Regions from separate parts of the Homo sapiens genome. Here region 2 is linked to region 1. The links are chromatin loops, found by intact Hi-C in ENCODE. Cell type or tissue: chondrocyte. All regions are shown on one strand. Each heading gives the region's core, and the rest is flanking DNA. Links, peaks and the distances in the headings are about the cores only. Region 1 overlaps ACYP2 (acylphosphatase 2). Region 2 overlaps SPTBN1 (spectrin beta, non-erythrocytic 1).

Evidence for each region. Peaks named below come from ENCODE experiments on the same cell type or tissue, not always from the same donor. Only the 100,000 strongest peaks of a DNase experiment are listed, where the experiment ranks them.
Region 2: it touches region 1 in a loop (1.8-fold over the local background); 3 of 110 quality-filtered maps call a loop at or near these places.

What each region holds. Positions count from the first base shown.
Region 1 is chr2:54,201,215-54,212,516 of GRCh38, forward strand. All of the region lies in intron 3 of ACYP2 (acylphosphatase 2), which reads left to right. Among named protein-coding and RNA genes, the nearest start is that of TSPYL6, 49 kb to the right of the region's middle. In chondrocyte, for the core only: CTCF peaks have their summits at 5,539 (motif pointing right) and 5,738; no DNase peak of the experiment used is centred there.
Region 2 is chr2:54,624,760-54,634,410 of GRCh38, forward strand. SPTBN1 (spectrin beta, non-erythrocytic 1) reads left to right here. Exons shown (of 36, transcript NM_003128.3): 11 at 45-203; 12 at 1,173-1,475; 13 at 3,338-3,491; 14 at 4,174-5,044; 15 at 5,133-5,270; 16 at 6,096-6,852; 17 at 7,807-8,009. Among named protein-coding and RNA genes, the nearest start is that of SPTBN1-AS2, 50 kb to the right of the region's middle. RefSeq lists enhancers at 4,367-4,965, 5,195-5,244 and a silencer at 5,435-5,494. In chondrocyte, for the core only: no CTCF peak of the experiment used is centred there; DNase peaks (open chromatin) are centred at 4,474 and 4,788.

The sequences.
Region 1 (11,302 bases), core at 1,763-9,762:
CCTGCCTCAGCTTCCCGAGTAGCAGGGACCATAGGCGCCCGCCACCACGCCCGACTAATTTTTTGTATTTTTAGTAGAGATGGGGTTTCACCATGTTAGCCAGGATGGTCTCAATCTCCTGACCTCGTGATCCACCTACCTTGGCCTCCCAAAGTGCTGAGATTACAGGCGTGAGCCACCACGCCTGGCTGGTTCTCTTTGTTTTAATTGTCGAATAGTAAGAGTTCTTTATATATTTTGAATACTAGAACCTTATCAGATATAGAATTTGCAAATATTTTCTCCCATTCTGTAGGCTGTTTTTTCACTTTCTTGGTCTTGTCTTTCGAAGCACAAAAGTTTTAAAATTGGATGATAGCCAGCTTCTTTTTCTTTCTTTCTCTTTCTTTCTTTCTTTCTTTCTTTCTTTGTTTCTTTCTTTCTCTTTCTTTCTTTCTTTCTTTCTTTCTTTCTTTCTTTCTTTCTTTCTCTCTCTCTCTCTCTCTTTTTTCTTTTCTTTTCTTTCTTCTTTTTTTGAGACAGTCTTACTCTGTCACCCAGGCTGGAGTACAGTGGCACAGTCTCAGTCACCGCAACCTCCACCTTCCAGGTTCAAGCAATTCTCCTGCCTCATCCTCCCAAGTAGCTTGGATTACAGGTGTGCGCCCCCACGCCTGGCTAATTTTGTATTTTTAGTAGAGACAGGGTTTCTCCATGTTGGTCAAGCTGGTCTTAAACTCCTGACCTGAGGTGATCCGCTTGCCTCGACCTCCCAAAGTGCTGGGATTACAGGCATGAGCCACTGTGCCTGGCCCACTTATTTTTCTTCTAAGTTTCTGCTTAAAGCCCTGACGTTTAGGTATTCGATTCATCTTGAGTTAACTTTTGCATACAGTGTAAGGTAGAGGTCCAATTTCATTGTTTTGCGATTGGCTATCCAGTTGTTCCAGTCACCCAGGCTGGTGCAGATCGTGCAGTGGCACGATCTCAGCTCACTCTCCGCCTCCCAGGTTCAAGCAGTTCTCCTGCCTTGGCATCCCAAGTAGCTGGGACTACAGGTGCGTGTCACCATGACCGGCTAATTTTTGTATTTTCAGTAGAGACGGAGTTTCACCATGCTGGCCAGGCTGGTCAAACTCCTGATCTCAGGTGATCTACCTGCCTCGGCCTCCCAAAGTGCTGGGATTACAGGCATGAGCCACTGTGCCTGGCTTTTTTTTTTTTTTTTTTCTGAGATGGAATCTTGCTCTGTCTCCCAGTCTGGAGTGCAATGGCTCGATCTCACCTCGCTGCAACCTCTGCCTCCCGGGTTCAAGCAATTCTCCTGCCTTAGCCTCCCAAGTAGCTGGGATTACTGGTGCCCACCAATACGCCTGGCTAATTTTTGTATTTTAAGTAGAGACAGGGTTTTGCCATGTTGGCCGGGTTGGTTTCGAACTCCTGACCTCAGGTGATCCATCTGCCTCAGTCTCCCAAAGTGCTGGGATTACAGGTGTGAGCCACGGCGCCTGGCTTTTTTTTTTTTTTTTTTTTTTTTTTTTTTTTTTTTTTTTTGAGATGAGTCTTGCTATGTTGCCCACGCTGGCCTTGAACTTTTGGGCTCAAGTGATCCTTCCAAGGAGCTAGGATTACAGGTGAACACCACTGTGCCTGGCTCAGACAGTCTTGATTACTGTAGTTTTATAGTAAGTTTTCAAATTGAAAAGAGTGAGTCCTCCAACTTTAGACTTCTTTTTAGATTGTTACGGCTATTCGTGTTGCCTTGCAAATCCATATGAATTTTAGGATCAGCTTGTTTATTTCTGCAAAAAAGGCTGTTGGAATTTTGATAGGTATTTTATTGACACTATAGATCAACTTTGGGAGTATTGCTATCTTAACAGTATTAAGTCTTCCACTTCATAAGCTTGGGATTGTCTTTTTATTTATTTAGATCTTTTTAAATTTCTTCCAACAATGTTTTGTAGTTTCAGTTTATAGTCTTGCACTTCTTTTGTTAAATTTATTCCTAAATATTTATTCTTCTTGAAGATACTGTAAATGGAATTATTTGCTTAATTTTATTTTAAGATTGTTTATTGATAATGTATAGGAAAACAATTTATTTTTGTATTTGATCCTGCACCCTGCATACTTGTTGAACCTGTTTACTACTTCTAACAGGTTTTTGGTGGAGTCCTCAGAATCATCTATATATAAGATCATGTCATATGCAAATAGAGATAGTTTTACTTCTTCCTTTCTAATATGAATGACTTTTATTTCTTTTTCTTGCCTAATTGCTCTGGCTAGAGTTCCAGTAATTGATGAATAGAAGTGGCAAGAGTAGACATTCTTGTCTTGTTATTGATTGTAGGGGAAAAATAATTTGTTCTTTTATAATCATGTTAGCTGTGGGTTTCTTGTAGATGCCCTTTCTCAAGTGGAGAAAGCTTCTATTACTAAATTGTTGAGTGGTTTTTCTCATGAAAGGGTGCTAGATTTTGTTAAGTGCTTTTTCTGCATCTGTTAAATTGGCCAGTTGGTTTGTTTTTCCTTTTTCTACTAATATGGTATATTACCTTGATTGCTTATCATATGTCAAAACTGGAATACTCTTCTAATACCCCCTTTTTTTTTTCAAAAAGGATAAGTGGTGATTTACTTTCTGAATGCTTATAAATATAAAATTTCTTCCAATCACCTTATAGATTATATTAAGCTTGTCCAACCCACGGCCCAGGATAGTTTTGAATGCAGTCCAGCACAAATTCACAAATTCATAAACTGTCTTAAAACATTATGAGGTTTTTGTTGTTGTTGTTGTTATTGTTGTTTTTAAGACGGAGTCTCGCTCTGTCACCCCGGCTGGAGTGCAGTGGCACGATCTCGGCTCACTGCGACCTCTGCCTCCCACGTTGAAGTGATTCACCTGTCTCAGCCTCCTGAGTAGCTGGGACTACAGGCATGTGCCACCATGCCCAGCTAAATTTTTTTTGTATTTTTAGTAGAGACGGAATTTCACCATATTGGCCAGGCTGGTCTCGAACTCCTGACCTCATGTTCCGCCCACCTCGGCCAAAGTGCTGGGATTACTGGCATGAGCCACTGCGCCCGGCCATGGGATTTTTTTTTTTTTATGATTTTTTTTTTCAGCTCATCAGCTGTCAGTAATATTAGTGTATTTTATGTGTGGCCCAACGCAATTTTTCTTCTTCCAGTGTGGCCCAGGGAAGCCAAAAGATTGGACACCCCTGGATTATATCTTGCCTGGACACAAGATTCTTGGAATGCAGTCCTTTTTTCTTAAAAGTTTATATACTTATTCTAGGTTCCAGTGTGGCATATGAAAGGTCCGATGCCAGTTGTCATTATTTTGCTTTTATAAGTAAATATCCTGTTCTTGCTGTCTTGAAGCCTAAAAGACTTGTTCTTTCTAGTTGGAGTTTAAAACTTCACCATAAAAATGTGAAGAATGTGTCTTTTATTTCCCTTATAACTGCCTGGCATTCGGTGAGCTCCTTTGATCTAAAAAACTCAATTCTTTCTTCACTTCAGGGTTTTCCTATTTGATTATTGCTTCTGCTCTTTTCTCTCTTGCTGGAAATGCTATTTGCTTATTAGGCCTCCTGAATCTGTCCTGTATGCCTGTTATATTTTCACCACTGATTGACATTTCATTATTTCTGCTTTGTGATGTGATAGTTCCTTTGCTTCATATTCCAGTTTACTAGTTTGGTTTTTAATACCAGCCATTCATTTTACATCCTTTTGGAACTTAAGCCCCAGAGTTCATGTTTCTCATAGGCACCTTCTCCTTGAGTTTTCGTAGTTATTCTCCTTGTGTATCCCCTTAAACATTCTTATTACATTTTTATTGTTTCTTCCATTAATTTGGCTTTTGTAAAAGTTGCCTATCTCTCCATTCTGGTTTCCCTCCTTTGAATTGCTAAGTCCCTTAAATGTCTACAAAGTTTCTTTGCTTTGTTAGGTCAGGGAGTATGTATTCTCAAGCACCTGCATAGGCATGGTGGGTAAAGTCTGTGAGGCCATGGTGGATATTGCCAGTAACCCATGGGAGCTGGTCTAAAAAATTCTGAGACAGCATCTGGGCCTAGAGAGGGAACCACCAGAAAAAGCAGTCAGCATCTGAGATGATGCCCGGAGAGAAGCAGATAGACCATCTGCAAGGAAGAGAAGGCTTGGTTTCTTAGAGGGTGACCTACTGTTTTCTGTTCTTGTCCTTGGTTTCTCACAAAACCTTTGCATATCCTCTTATGACATCAGTATACATTCTCCTCTCCCCGCCTACTCCTATTATACATCTACCCTTCACCTCTTTGAGATGGCTTGAGTTGATCTGTCTTCCCAGATGAGGCAGCAGTCACATCCTGTTGCTGTGAGGTATTTTCAGCTCTTCCACAAAGGGCCTAGATGGTAAAGACCCATCTCTTCAAAATTCTTTCTATAGTGACTTAGATTTACCTTCCCAAGTATCTCCTTTTTACCAATGTCTTCCAAATATTTTCATTCCTTTATAAATCCCTTTTCTGAAATACTCCTCCCCTCTACCCCTCTGAAGTTCAACTTTCTTCTCAGAGCCTTTAGTCTACACAGATTTACCAGAGTGTTTGCATAATTGGGTCAGGATATTCATCTGCAGCTAATTTTGCACTTTTAATGTGATACAAGCTTTGGTTTAGGGTTAATTTGTATCAATAATTATGAATAATGTACTTATCAAACATAAATTCCTTTTTTGAGTGTATATATTTCCTGGATATTTATGGCCATGTTCTCTTTAATAATTCCTATATTTATCATTCTAATTTACTTCTATTGCCTAGTCCAAGGATCATTCTGCCTAGTACTGATTCTGCCTAGTACTGATGCATTCTTTTGAGAAGGAATAAAGTTACTGCATTATTTTAATGTAAGCTTGCTTTTTGATGGGGCATGCACACTGCCTCCTCACCCTCTTATACCTGAAACTTTCCATATTTTTGTTAATTCCCCTGTCCTTGAAGACATTTGGATTTTAAGTTTGGGGCCTTGGGCTCAGTATATCGTTGTAATTTATTTGTTTGCAAATAATTTTCTTAAATATTCATAATGAATGACATTGTGCATTAGAGGCAGATACCATGAATTGTAATTTAGATCTGTTATTTACCACCATTGCTGGTCGTGCTTGGAAAACTACTTTGAATTATTCTCCTATCCACTTAAAATTTATTTTCAAGTCCTGTGATTCTAAAATGCTTTTATTCAGATTATGTTATCATATGTTCTTGTTTAATTAGGTTGCCTGTCACTTTGCTAAAGGTCTAATTAGAAACGATATCTCTATTGTGTTTGATTCAGAATGAATGTACTAAAAGGCACTTTGAAAATAAGATAATGTCCTCGATGATGATATCCTTTATTTATGCCAGGTGCCTATTAGTATTTTGTAAACTCTCCATTTCACTTTAGCTCAATCTAATCCTCTTTGTGATTTTTTTCCATAATTGTAGAGTAAATAAAATTCACCTACTGGCTCCAAAATGTAATTTAGAAATGCAAACTAAATGTTCCCCTGTAGGGGGTGCAATCTGTTTTAAACTCTCAATATGTGTAATGAAAGCTATAAACCATAGAGGGAACTTTCGTGGGTTCCATCCATATTGTTCGGGGCAGGCTTTTTGAGTGATTTGAAAACTTTGTAAATTTGATGGTAGCCAATGTTTTTCTCAAGTTATAAAATTTACATAATATTAGGATGAATGCAGTACATTTATTTTTTTGTTATGATTTGGGGCATTGTATTAGAGTTCTCTAGAGAAGCAGAACCAATTGTGTGTGTGTGTATATGTGTGCATGTACATGTATATATATGTATATATGTAGAGGGAAAGTATGTGTCTGTATATATGTTTATATAGATATCTATATATAGATATATAGGTATATATATGCCTATATCTCAAGTTATTATATGTACATATATACAACATGTATATGTGTGTGTGTGTGTGTGTGTGTGTGTGTGTGTATAAAGAGAATGTGAGGAAATGGCTCATGCAATTATGATGGTGGGCAAGTTGGAATTTGTAGGGAAGGCTGGCAGGCTAGAAATTCAAGTAAGAGTTGATATTGTAGTCTTGATTCTGAAGCCTGGAAATGGTTAGAACTTCTATGTTGTAGTCTGGAGGCAGAATTTCCTCTCTCAGAAGCCTCAGTCTTTGTTCTTTAAGTTCTTCAATTGGTTGGGTGACACCCACCCACATTATGGAGGGTAATTTGCTTTACTTAAATTCAACTGATTGTAAATGTTAATCATATCTACAAAATACTTTTACAGCAACTTCTAGACTAAAATTTGACCAAACAATTAAGCACCATAGTCTAGCCAAGTTGACACATAAAATGTAACATCACAGGCCTCTTGCATATGTTATTGTCAGTAAGCCAAATTAAAGATAATGGTAGCTAGCATTTTTACTAACTTGGATTCAATATTTAGTGCAACTCTGCAGTAATAAAGATGTGAATTATACTGTAGCACTCCAAAATTGAGTGAATAGGACATGAAACAAAAGCCATGAACCATGATTCTTATCAGTTTGGATTTTTTCCAGAACATTTTTTGAGTCGGTCTTCTGCAATGGTATTGTTCTAGTTTGTTCTTTGAAACTCAGCTTTCAAGTTCTGTGTGTGCATTCAATATTGGGCAATTTTGAACGCATACTTAGAAGAGCGGCCAAAATGTAGATTAGAGAGAGAAGGTCAAACAACTTCTCATCCTGTGCAATTTCTGCAATCCTAAGCCTGTTATAACACAGAGTGTTCCAGGACCTCCCACAGATCCATGAAATGTATTCTCTGGGTTATGGTCTGCATGTGATTTGCTGTTCCTTGATGTCAAGCTTGCTGTTCATCTGACCCTCAAGATCCAGTCAGAGTCTTCAGTCACACTCACCCTCTAATTTTTTTGTATGTGTGTCACCAAGTTTTTGTCTTCTGTAATTCAGTTCACACTAAAAAAAAAAAAACTTTTTATTTCCCCCCTATATCCCTAAAGTGGTTCTTCCTCTTTCCCTCCCCTCTTCTTCCCTCTGTCTCTCTGATTTCTCAGTTTGATCCTGATGTGAATAACATACTACCCTTAGTCTTACATTTCTAATTTTTACTTTCTGTGGGAAACTTCCATCTATGTTTTTCTTTTTTCTTTTTTAAATCCTTAGCATAGTAAATGGAGGTTTGTTGTGTGGGTGTGGGAGCCGGGGGTGCAGGGGGTGGGATGTTTCTTTTTAATTGTTAGAGCTTGATCTCTACATGACTTTCCATTAGCTTGGAATCATGTGACTCCCAGGGTTGGGCAGGAAATTAGCTTTTGTCCAGAAGAGCAGGATACAACAAAAATTATTTTCTTAGCTCCAAAGGCCTCTTTGCTGCAGAAGCCCAAATTGAAAGAGTGGCTTAGTGATTCACTTAAGTCATTAGACAGCCTGCTGATAAGAATTAGTTTAGATTTTGAAAAAAAAGGGAGACTTTTTTTTTTCAGGGCTAAGTATAGGTCTCAGTTATAGAGAAAAGTAAGAGGAAAAATTGTCATATGCATACAGTATTACATAATATTCTATGTCATAAATCAAATTTTATGGGAGTAGGCATTTGTTGCATTGTGTCCTCATACCCAATTGTGTGATTGTGTGTGTGTGTGCATATATGTTCATTGAGGCAATTTGTAATAGAAAGTTTATTGGATTTTACTTTGATTTCTCCTTTATTAAAGTATTGAGGAAATGACAAAAACAATTCTTTGCTTTTACTTTTTTTTTTTGGCAAGCTCCACTTTTAAAACTGTTTATTTTTACAGATGTATTTCATCAGTTCTTAAGAATGAAGCTAGGAATGTTTGCTGGCTTCTCAGTTAGTACCACCCAGAAACTGAAAAAAATCTGTTTTCTTAAAATATGACATTGGGGGGAAGTAGAGAAACTTTTCATTTTTGTGACCTATTGGATTTAAAAAAATATATTTAAATAATGCATTTTTAATATTGCTGTTTAATGTACTGCTTATCTTAATTCCATATTGCTTTCTGACTCTTGGTTGTTGTACTTATTATTTTATAGTTAATAATTGTAATGGAAGGGGGATAAAAGTTCATGTTTTATTTTCTCTGGAAAATTTGAATACCCTGTCCATCCTAGAATTGTTTCTTATTCAGAGAGCCTCCTCCAGGTAAGTCTCCAAGAATTTTGACACTTAATAATCAAGTGTGACTCTCTGATCAGTCAACAAGTACACTTCTTATAAGGTATGTCTTAAAATAACAATATTAAGACATTGTTTGGACTCATTTTCTTTGGACCAGACTAGAATAAGCTGAGTGAGAAAATGACCTGGAATGGTTCATTCCTTCATTTCGCAAACATTTATTACGCTTCTCAGTTGTAACAGGTGTTGGCACCGTCCTATCTCTTCAGAAACTGACAGTTCAGTTTGAGACAAAAAATGAAAGCATTTACAATTCAGTATAGAGACTGTTAAAAAAGGGGTTCCTTTTCCTGATTGCATCCCACCATTTCTGGCCATCTTCACTCTATTCCTGCCATGTTGAGCTTTGAAGTTGAGGAATAAAGCAGAAGCAAGGATGGAAAAAAACTTACTTTGCAATCAATAAATAAAATTTAAATCAAGGCCGGCGCAGTGGCTCACACCTGTAATCCCAGCACTGTGGGAGGCTGAGGCTGGCGGATCGCTTGAGGCCAGGAGTTCAAGACCAGCCTGGCCAACATGGCGAAACCCCGTCTCTACTAAAAATACAAAAATTAGCTGGGCATGGTGGCGGGCACTTGTAATCCCAGATATTCCGGAGGCTGAGGCAGGAGAATTGCTTGAACCTGGGAGGCAAAGGTTGCAGTGAGCTGAGATTGCGCCCCTGTACTCCAGCCTGGGTGACAAGAATGAGACTGTGTCTCAAAAAAAAAAAAAAAAAAAAAAAAAAATTAACAGAGAACCATGGTACTACATTCCTTTTCTCTTAAATCCTTGATAAAACTAATGTATATCATAAAGCAGAGTTCCCCAAGTTGAGAAATAGATCCCATCCTCTTTTAGAAAAATAAAATCCCTGGACTTCCAATGTTGACTGAAATTGCTTTTATTATGTTACTTACATTACTTATATTGTTTATTACATTACTTAATATATACAAACATATAATTTTTGTGCTTATAACTCTATACAAATAAAACTAAAACAATAAATATAAATAGAATTACAAAACCATTACATTCAAATGAGCGGTGTTATAATTCACTTCCAATATGTTTTAGTGGGATGGGTGACTCTGCTTTGTTGAAATAGTTGTTGATTTAGGGGATTATAGTAGAAAGATGTTGCCACAAGTCTAGTTCTATGGTTCATCTGTTTCTGTATTTGAATTTTGATAATACATATCTAACAAATACCTATTTGCACAAGTATTGTAAGTACTTATGAGTATTGTTTATTCAAAACAGTATTAATAATTTTCAGTCTCTAATTGGAAATTAGGCTCATTAAGTCTTTTTTTTTCAGTAAAACTCTGCCAGTGAATAGTCTTGGAATAGCAGATTAAAGATGTATCACTTGGTAACTCTTTAAAGCTCCATTACTTGAGAGTAAAGTTAGCCTGATTGACATCTTCATTAAATAGGCATCTGATGCAATTGCTGCTAGGCCCAGGAATAGAAAAAAAATTTTTTTGCATACTTATGACCATACTTATTTCCAATAAATTGATATGAGTTGGTATAAGCAAAGATGGCACTGGTCTCTTTCACCTCTCTGCTTATTTGGACCATAGGGCCTTCCTTCTGGCCGTACAGATTTCCCTGAAGTCAACTGATGTAAACTCAATTGTACATACAAACGACTGCACAAAGATCTCATGAAGTACTCAGTTGCATGGGGTCATCTGAAAGACGCAGACTATCTTTAAATTTCTTTTTATAGATTATCATAAAAATTAAAACAGAAATATTTTTTAAAACATCAATAATTTGAAGACCTTTAATAATAGATTCATAAATTTTTGTTTTAGAAATACTGTTAGAGTTTCCTGATGGCAAAAAATGAATAAATACTTTGGGCTCCAAAACCAAATTTCTATGCATTTAAACATGCAAATAGTTTTTCAATTCTAAAGCCACTTAAAGTATAGCATTACAGTGATATTTAACTAATATGAAATATGCATTTTATGTAAGTTTGATGTGTGTTTTATTTTAAGAGAAAAACCTAACTGCTGTTAGTTCTTGCTCTGCTAATCCCATCTACTTGGTATCCTGATCTACCTAGTTTGGTTTAAAGTATGATTGGGAAGCTCAGCTTTGGTGTCTTTTATATCCAGTCCTGGCTATGGTTAGTGTTGTCAGTTCTATGTTTGAGCATATAATTTTTATTTTATTTTACTTTGGAAACTATGATGTTCAAATCTTCATGTATTACTGGTTATATTTAATTTGAATATTTCAATATTAGAAGAAGTGATTTGTTTACCAAACTCTAGACTCACCAGTGTTTCAAATATCTAAATGATGTCTACCATTTCTTTGTCTATGTATTGCATTACAGTGCAACTTTAAGGCTCATTATTTCATCTTTAATTGACCAGCAGGGTAAGACATAATCAGTGCTTGAAAGTGCAAATAGAGCAAACTTGTATGCTTCATGATGCCAGGAACTCTGCTTTCTTTCTGTCTCTCTCTCTCTCTCTTTTTTTCTGACTTATTTCTAGCTAATTTATTTCGGGCAGGATTTCAACCAGGGGCTGATTGTAAGCTCCACTCACTGCCTGCCATAGTGCTTGGCACATAGTAGGTGTTCACTGTAGATGAATGAAGGGATAAACAAATGAAGAATGAATGACTGGTATACTAGTAGTGGTGATGGCGTGGCAGTGTTAGTTTTTTAGCAGAGGCAAATTTTGGATTTTTTTTAAAAATCTGAAGCTGGAGAGTTTTATCTCACTGATCTTCATATTGCCCAAGCTTTTATTTATTTTGGGGGATGCAAAGTCTTTTAGAAAATTTGCTAATTTCATTGACTAATACACACAGGGTGAGGATGATCTTTGGAAAATCAAGTGGATGGATTGCCTTTCACATTGTAGTAAATAATTGTCATAGATTACATATCAAATTGCACATAGAATTTCTGCTTTTCAATTTTAATTTGAGTTCACCTGTCATCCTGGGACCTCAGCTGTAATCTCCTTTTCCCTGCACGGCTGACTGAGAATGCATTTCCTTGTGCTTTACTAGGACTGGAAAAACCCAGTTATGATCATCTTAGTAGTGGTCTGTCTTC
Region 2 (9,651 bases), core at 1,652-9,651, 420 kb after region 1:
GCAGGAAACTGTGTTTGTGTGTGTGTGTATTTTCATTTTTGTAGGCCTGGGAAAGACTGGAAAAAGCGGAACACGAAAGAGAACTGGCTTTGCGGAATGAGCTCATAAGACAGGAGAAACTGGAACAGCTCGCCCGCAGATTTGATCGCAAGGCAGCTATGAGGGAGACTTGGCTGAGCGAAAACCAGCGTCTGGTGTCTCAGGTTCTGCTCTTGACATTATTAAAAAGACTGTTGCTAGGGTAATCTAGAAACACAGACCATCCCCAGGGGCATAGGGCCAGAGGACAGCTGCTTATCGACATTCATTATTCTGGAGGAACGTCAGGTCACCTTGGCCCCTTCCCATTAAGAGGATGTTTATAATTTCTAATATACATTTCTATTTATCTAACTTTTCATAGATTTGGAAGCAGCTCAAGCAGAGTTTGTTTTAGAGCCATTGAGTGTGTGTGAACTGTTCACATTTATAAGTTTTAACAGTTTCTCTCTTTTCTTTAATCTTTGACCAACTAATCCTACGAGGCAGTTAGACTGGTTGTGAAATAAACAAAAATGGCTTGCTTTTCCACCTGGCTTGACATAAGCTATCACCTGCTCTAGCTTTTCAGTAAGGTACTAGATACGAACTGGGCCCTTCTGCAAAATGAGCAGTTACTAGTTTGCTTTGAGGAGGGCATCTAAGCTCAAGGCAGAGACCAGTGGGGTGGGGGACTCAGGAGTCAGATTTGGCTTTAAGACCACCAGGGATTAATGTGTGCTCAAGATTTCATGTCTGTTCTTTTTCCTTTTTTGGAGGGGGGGTGGCGCGGGAAATAGGTTTTTTGGTTTTGTTTTTGTTTTGTTTTTGAGGCAGAGTTTCACTCTTGTCATTCAGGCTGGAGTGCAGTGGCGCAATCTCGGCTCACTGCAACCTCTGCTTCCCAGGTTCAAGCGATTTTCCTGCCTTAGCCTACCAAGTAGCTGGCATTACAGGCACGTGCCACCACGCCCGGCTAATTTTTGTATTTTTAGTAGAGACAGGGTTTCACAATGTTGGCCAGGCTAGTCTCGAACTCCTGACCTCAAGTGATCTGCCCGCCTCGGCCTCCCAAAGTGCTGGGATTACAAGCATGAGCTACTGTGCCCGGGTGGATTTTTTATTTTCCTTCTTTTCATTCCGTTTCTCTGTAGGACAACTTTGGGTTTGACCTTCCTGCAGTTGAGGCCGCCACAAAAAAGCACGAGGCCATTGAGACAGACATTGCCGCATACGAGGAGCGTGTGCAGGCTGTGGTAGCCGTGGCCAGGGAGCTCGAGGCCGAGAATTACCACGACATCAAGCGCATCACAGCGAGGAAGGACAATGTCATCCGGCTCTGGGAATACCTACTGGAACTGCTCAGGGCCCGGAGACAGCGGCTCGAGATGAACCTGGGGCTGCAGAAGATATTCCAGGAAATGCTCTACATTATGGACTGGATGGATGAAATGAAGGTAAAACCTGACCGAAAGGAAGGACGACAGAGCTGATCCAACCAGGGCTCTCTTTTCTGTGACTCATTCACTAAACCCCTACGTACAGCTGTGTGCCTTGTCTAACTGCCCACATGTACAGCTAGAGAGGAGCCACATCACCCATGGGAAGATTGCTAGCTCAGGAATTAAATGAGACGTGAAGTGTGAAAAAGTTGTAGAGACCAGTTCAGTAGCCAGAGCTCTGTTTCTGTGACTTAGATATATTCCAGTGTAGGGAATCAATCACATTGTGGTTTTCTTTATTTTTAAGTTTTCAGGGTTAAACTAACTTACCGTTTCATTGATCTGTGAGTGAGTGGTACTACTTTGGGCAGGGGTCCCGGAGAGGTGGTATGGGGAGAAGGGAGGAGTGGTAGGTGCCATGGACAGAGGAGAGGTCAGGAACCAGGCAGCCAGAGTTCTGATTGTGAGTGCCTGAGTTGCCTAATCCTCTTTGAGCCCTCTTTCTTGGTCTTTAAATGGAGATTGTACTTACTATCTACCTCATCCAATTATTGCAAGGATGGAATGCGGTAGTATGTGCACAGATCATGGGATGGGCTGGATGGCAGTGGCTGGTCATGCCATTTATTGACTGCTCTTAGCATAGAGTTCCAACCTTTCCCCCTTCCCAGGAAGAGACCTGCTATCATGCCATGGCCCTGTACCTGTTCATGTCCTCCAATGCAGGCCATGGAATGCTCAGCCATGCCAAGCAGTTCTCCAGCTGGGAGGCCTTTAGCCTTGTAGACAGAAGAAAATAGGACAGTTTTCAGACAGTCCCATGAAGCTTCCTTTGTCTCAGCACGCTGTGTTCCCAAGCTTGACCTTATGCAAGAGATTCCCTTCCCAGGATATAAGCTGTCATCTGTTGCCTACCTCTTGGACTGTTCCTGACAGAGGGGCAAAGTCATCTGATACCATCAGTTTTCCCTCCTATTGTTCCAGATTTACAGTGTTCTTAGGTCTGGTCTCTCTTGACCTCTCAAAATAGAAATGTTCGTAAAATGTAGCAGAGAGGGACTTTTCATTTTATAAATCATGATGCACATTGTAACTCAGTTGGTCCAGAGACTTCCTCAGAAGTAAGAGTGAAGTAGAAATCTCATCTGGCGAGGATGTAGAATGAGGCCCCCAAATTTCGCTGGTTGATGGAAGAAACAAGAAAATATCAGTGGGTTCAAACTTAAACTCTAGAAGTTGCTTGGGGTCTACTAAGCAAGACAGCCACCTGACCCTGCTCTCCTTATTGGTTTAAAGATGTGGCTTGTAAGCTTTTCAAGTAGATTGTTTTCCCATTGATTGTGTAAGTACAGTAGAGGCATACCAATAAGCTCCTAACAGAGGAAAAACATTCACTTACAGGCTCAGCAACTTCTAAAAGATTTCTTTCAACTTTGAAGTGACCAAGTCTATCACCTTTATTTATTTATTTTTGAGTAGTTGTTGCAGCGGTTTCTTCTTGAAGCTCCAGTTTATATTTTGGAATCTTTCATACAGCACCCCCGCCCACGCTCCCCACTGCCCCCTCCCCCCCACCCTGGCCCCGCTGGCCCTCACCATCTTTTTCTTCTATTCTGCACTTTTTAGTGTAGATTTGACTTACTTATTCCAAGTTTGGTGATCCTTAGTTTGTGATAGCTCTCCTGACTCAGGCCTTCAGGTATGATTTGTTTTGTTCTGGTTTGTTGGCCATCATCTTCCCCTGAAGGTGTGGGGTCCATGGCAGACTAGAGGGAAGGCATAGCTTCATTGCTGGCTCTCTGCTTGTCGAAAGATGATGTGATGCTGAAGTCAAGGCTATAGTCACAGATGTCCTTTTGGTTGCTTCTTGTGCACAGGTGCTAGTATTGTCTCAAGACTATGGCAAACACTTACTTGGTGTGGAAGACCTGTTACAGAAGCACACCCTGGTTGAAGCAGACATTGGCATCCAGGCAGAGCGGGTGAGAGGTGTCAATGCCTCCGCCCAGAAGTTCGCAACAGACGGGGAAGGTAAGGATGGCCCATTCCAAGCATTACCTCCGGGTCACCAGAGATTCATATTTATAGAAACACAGTGGGGCTTTTGAAGTTACTGTGCCACTATACATTCCTGGTGGGTTTGTCATGGGAGCATGAAATACGGTGGAGTGGCCTTCTGAACACTAACTCCATCTTGTTTTTCTGGAATTGATACATCCTTTCCTTAAATACGCAAATGCTGCCTTTGCTTTGAGTGGCTTGGTGTTTGGCAGTGAGACTTTGTCATACCTCAGTCTCTCTGGCCATGCACCGACACCCTGGTGTGGCTGTTCCAGCAGCTCCTGGCTTTCACAGCTGGTTGCATATACCTCTCTTTGGAGGATGTTTAGAATGATTTGGTTATGCTTCGTGTATTTCTAGAAACAATTATATGCAGCTGCCTTTTTCATATGATTCAAGTGCTTTCTTGCAGGAGGATGATCACTTTGTCTGCGGTTTGGCCAAAAAAAAATAATGTTTATCATTGCCCTCACTCCTGTTCTAGTCAAGTTGTTAGAAGGTGCTCCATTGCCTTATCGCATGGCCCTGCATTTACATTTAGCAGTGAGCTGGTAATCATAAGAATATGGGGTGTAGCTTACTGCCTGCCAGTGAGCCTGCACCCATGCTGAGCTCCCTCACACAGCCACGTTCCTTCCTTGATGTTAAACAGGTTACAAGCCCTGTGACCCCCAGGTGATCCGAGACCGCGTGGCCCACATGGAGTTCTGTTATCAAGAGCTTTGCCAGCTGGCGGCTGAGCGCAGGGCCCGTCTGGAAGAGTCCCGCCGCCTCTGGAAGTTCTTCTGGGAGATGGCAGAAGAGGAAGGCTGGATACGGGAGAAGGAGAAGATCCTGTCCTCGGACGATTACGGGAAAGACCTGACCAGCGTCATGCGCCTGCTCAGCAAGCACCGGGCGTTCGAGGACGAGATGAGCGGCCGCAGTGGCCACTTTGAGCAGGCCATCAAGGAAGGCGAAGACATGATCGCGGAGGAGCACTTCGGGTCGGAGAAGATCCGTGAGAGGATCATTTACATCCGGGAGCAGTGGGCCAACCTAGAGCAGCTCTCGGCCATTCGGAAGAAGCGCCTGGAGGAGGCCTCCCTGCTGCACCAGTTCCAGGCAGATGCTGATGACATTGATGCCTGGATGCTGGACATCCTCAAGATTGTCTCCAGCAGCGACGTGGGCCACGATGAGTATTCCACACAGTCTCTGGTCAAGAAACACAAGGACGTGGCGGAAGAGATCGCCAATTACAGGCCCACCCTTGACACGCTGCACGAACAAGCCAGCGCCCTCCCCCAGGAGCATGCCGAGTCTCCAGACGTGAGGGGCAGGCTGTCGGGCATCGAGGAGCGGTATAAGGAGGTGGCAGAGCTGACGCGGCTGCGGAAGCAGGCACTCCAGGACACTCTGGCCCTGTACAAGATGTTCAGCGAGGCTGATGCCTGTGAGCTCTGGATCGACGAGAAGGAGCAGTGGCTCAACAACATGCAGATCCCAGAGAAGCTGGAGGATCTGGAGGTCATCCAGCACAGGTGAGCGGGGCGCTGGTCAGCCACTGGCCTGTTCCTTGTGACCACCAGTGGCCCAGGAGGTGACCACCCTGTCAAATTGCCATTTCAGATTTGAGAGCCTAGAACCAGAAATGAACAACCAGGCTTCCCGGGTTGCAGTGGTGAACCAGATTGCACGCCAGCTGATGCACAGCGGCCACCCAAGTGAGAAGGAAATCAAAGCCCAGCAGGACAAACTCAACACAAGGTGAGCACGTGGCCAGCAGTGTGCCAGCCTCCCACGTGTGGGACTGGGGAGGGTGAGGTCACTCATCGAGCTTTGCTGTTGGGAATTTCCCACATGGGGTCATCGACATTGCAACACTGATGTCATGGCATTGGCACCTGCCTTTTGACATGTCCTTGTTTTGTAAGAAGTGTCTCTCAGGGCAACATCATTGGTTGCAGGAGGATTATCTGAGTCAGCCCAGCATCTGCCCCTCGCCACACCAAAGTTAGGGCCTTGGTTTGACCTGTGTCCAGTGTAGAAGGTATTAAGATGACACCTGTGCTATCCATTTTATAGTAACTTCAGGAACAGGACTCTAGCATGTTTAACACTTAATTTGCCAATGAAAGTCCTGATTGTCAGGGCAGACCTTTGTTCCAGTCTTATCTTTCTGTTGAGTAAACATGTTTGAGTAGGTTATGGCACCTGGCCCCAGTTTTGAAGGTTACCATCAGTCTTAGATTTGGAAAACGTTCATTAGGTAGAGTTCAGAGATGTGTAAAATGTGTCACAGACATGAATTAATTGACTCTGGGAATGGATATCTTGTAATTGCTCACATTGGAGCTCTGTAACACATTCCTCTTCGTGACAGGCTTTTTCCAGATTACATTGCATCCCTGAGCTATTTCCATTATATTTGGTGTTCACAGTTTGAGTGAGATGATTTTCCAAAAAAGCATGTAGTCAAAGCACAGATGGAGAAAACAGATAAGCAGCATTAACCCATCACTGTTCCTTTTGCAATCCAGCCATGGTCAGTCTTCCCTTTTTCACACTCGCTGTCTGCCCCTGCACTCACAGGTGGAGCCAGTTCAGAGAACTGGTTGACAGGAAGAAGGATGCCCTCCTGTCTGCCCTGAGCATCCAGAACTACCACCTCGAGTGCAATGAAACCAAATCCTGGATTCGGGAAAAGACCAAGGTCATCGAGTCCACCCAGGACCTGGGCAATGACCTGGCTGGCGTCATGGCCCTGCAGCGCAAGCTGACCGGCATGGAGCGGGACTTGGTGGCCATTGAGGCAAAGCTGAGTGACCTGCAGAAGGAGGCGGAGAAGCTGGAGTCCGAGCACCCCGACCAGGCCCAGGCCATCCTGTCTCGGCTGGCCGAGATCAGCGACGTGTGGGAGGAGATGAAGACCACCCTGAAAAACCGAGAGGCCTCCCTGGGAGAGGCCAGCAAGCTGCAGCAGTTCCTACGGGACTTGGACGACTTCCAGTCCTGGCTCTCTAGGACCCAGACAGCGATCGCCTCGGAGGACATGCCAAACACCCTGACCGAGGCTGAGAAGCTGCTCACGCAGCACGAGAACATCAAGAACGAGATCGACAACTACGAGGAGGACTACCAGAAGATGAGGGACATGGGCGAGATGGTCACCCAGGGGCAGACCGATGCCCAGTACATGTTTCTGCGGCAGCGGCTGCAGGCCCTGGACACTGGATGGAACGAGCTCCACAAGATGTGGGAGAACAGACAAAATCTCCTATCCCAGTCACATGCCTACCAGCAGTTCCTCAGAGACACGAAGCAAGCCGAAGCCTTTCTTAACAACCAGGTAAGGTTTGTTCCTGCCTTTGCTTCCTTTCGGTGAAAGCAGCCCTGGCTGCCTTTTGAAATGTTTTGGCTGGGGCAGCTGGTTTAAACCACACCTGTATGGAATTATATGGATAATTTAGAGACTGATTTTTTTTTCCCCATACTCTTAAGGCATTGAAATCCATCACGTTGTAGGGGACAGGAATTGAAAGTTGCCATAAGAGCTGCTTTGCCTTACAAAGTACTGTTTGATTTCAACTGCCATTGAGGATCTCTTATGTGTTCATAGTATGTCTTCATAATTGAGGTATTGATCCAATTTAAAAGATACAGTGAGGGCCAGGCATGATGACTCACTCCTGTAATCCCAGCTCTTGGGGAGGCTGGGACAGGAGAATCACTTGAGCCCAGCAGGTCAAGGGTGAAGTTAGCCGTGATCGTGCCACTGCACTCCAGCCTGGTGGCAGGGTGAGACCCTGTCTCTTAAAAAAAAAAAAAAAAAAAAAGTACGGTGAGGATTTTTTTTTTTCTTGAGACCAGTCTGTCTTCTTGCTCTAGAAGGGTCAGGGACTTCACCTGAGGACACAAAGTAGAGATTAGAGAAATAAAAACAGCTGAGGATAGTCACCAACTTCAGGGCTGTTACTGTCTCAAAGAGAGAGTATGAAGGGTACATTGCTGTTGCCTTGATAGGCACGTGAGAGGACCCTTGAGGCTGATACACAAAGCTTTGGTTCCTTTCCTCACTCTCTTTGGAAAAAAAAATTTAGAGCATTAACCCCTGAGGGAAATTCGGTCAGTTACAGTGTCCCACTGGGTTTTTTTCCTCCTAACTTTTAATTTGATGTGATTTAATTATTTCATGTAAGTGTAATGAAGAAAGTGTTGTGAACTATGTTGCACGGAAATGTAGAACACAGGAAAATGAGATCCTTCATTGATCTGCTATGATTTGTTCCTCTTTTTAAATAAGGAGTATGTTCTGGCTCACACTGAAATGCCTACCACCTTGGAAGGAGCTGAAGCAGCAATTAAAAAGCAAGAGGACTTCATGACCACCATGGACGCCAATGAGGAGAAGATCAATGCTGTGGTGGAGACTGGCCGGAGGCTGGTGAGCGATGGGAACATCAACTCAGATCGCATCCAGGAGAAGGTGGACTCTATTGATGACAGGTACAGTTTTCTGAGGTTCTTAAGGGAGCCTTGCACCTTGGGGCTCTCAAACTTCTGAATCATTGGCCAGAAGCCCTTGGGAGTTTAGGTATAAATTTCCCAGTGGGCAGAATATGGGTGCCCAGCAGAAGTTCATCTACCCATACAGAAAATTAGTGAGCTGTGCATGACTGCCTGAGAATGTGGGTCTGGTGAGACATGTACAAGTGTCCACAAAAGGAAAGAAAGCCTGAGAAGCCAAGCTAATTCTTAACCGAGGACCTGTAAGAGCCGTAGTGCTGCATCGCGATCAGGTGTAAGCCATGCCCTTTGAGGATTAACACACGCTTGTGTCACCTGATAGGACCCCTGGCGCCAGGTATTCCCAGCCAAGCCCGTGTTCCCCTTCATCCATGAGAAAGAAGCCTGTCAGGAGAGTGGGAAGGGAGGGTGAAGCTTGCTTGTTCTGAGTACCTGGCAAAGCTACAAAGGAACATTACCTGGACTTTTTTAGAAAATTGGCTTGGATAGTGCTGTAATAGGATCTTTTTCATGATGGAGAGGTAAATAAGAGCAAAGGTTATTTTCCTCTTCTGCCAGGGCATCTCCAGGATTGGATACACTTTCTTCATTTCTTGTTTAAAATTATTTTTTTATTTACGTGTGTGTGTGTGTGTGCGTGTGTGTGTCTGTCTGTCTGTCTGAAAGATTTCCTCCCCGGCTGGAGGCCAGTGGACTCTGTTTGACCCTAACTCTTTGACTCACTCCTTACTCTTGCCTTGCCCCGGTTACTTAAGTTGGAGGTTGGGGCAGATCAGGGGTTGGATGCACTAGCACAGGCCAGTCTGGGCCAGCCACTGGATCAATCACTAGCCCCTGTTCCAGTTTGGGTTGAATTTAAGGGCTTGCTGTGAGACTGATGTAATCAAAAAACAAGCCCTTCCTTTCTGCCTCTCTTCTGGCCTTCAAGTGTGTTGGAAAGGAAAAATATTCCTTTGCTTACCACATCTGAGAGGGTTTCCTGGGACCCCTGGTCAGGTTGACTTAAAATAAGATGGGTGGAGAGGGGATTACTCTGTTTCCAATAAAGATTGAGCTCCTGTCTTTACCACTTCCAATCTTTTTTTCTGAGCTGATTCCCAGGCTGAACTATATGTTCTAGGGTGGTATTGTGGAATAGAGAATAACTTATGTTAATTATAATTTTGTATCTGTTGCTTTTAAAACAGCTGCAAAAAAGAAAAATAAATCCACCAAACCCTCCTTAAATGAGCATGAGAAACAGCAATTGGGCAAAGCATTCATAACCTAGGGAAAAAGAATTTCCTTTTTTTGTAATATTAACTCTGAGTATTTTGTAAATAAGATATCCTATGTACTTCCATGTTAGATGCACACAGCTGGTTTCCTGCAGGCGGGCTTGGCTGTTAGGGATGTGTGCATTCAGGCAGGCATGCAGCTGCCTTGCTGCTTCCTCGGTTTCTTTTTATGTCCCCAGTGCTGCAACTGCACAAAGCTGTTGGAAGCAGATGATGCTGTCTAGACTCCTGGATATGATAAAACGTTTCAGCAGCAGCAGCCCTCAGTTGTGGCTTAACCTTCATTTTGCCCTTGACCAAGAGCCTGGGCTACTGGTGTTCCAGAGCTTCCTTAGGATTCCTCA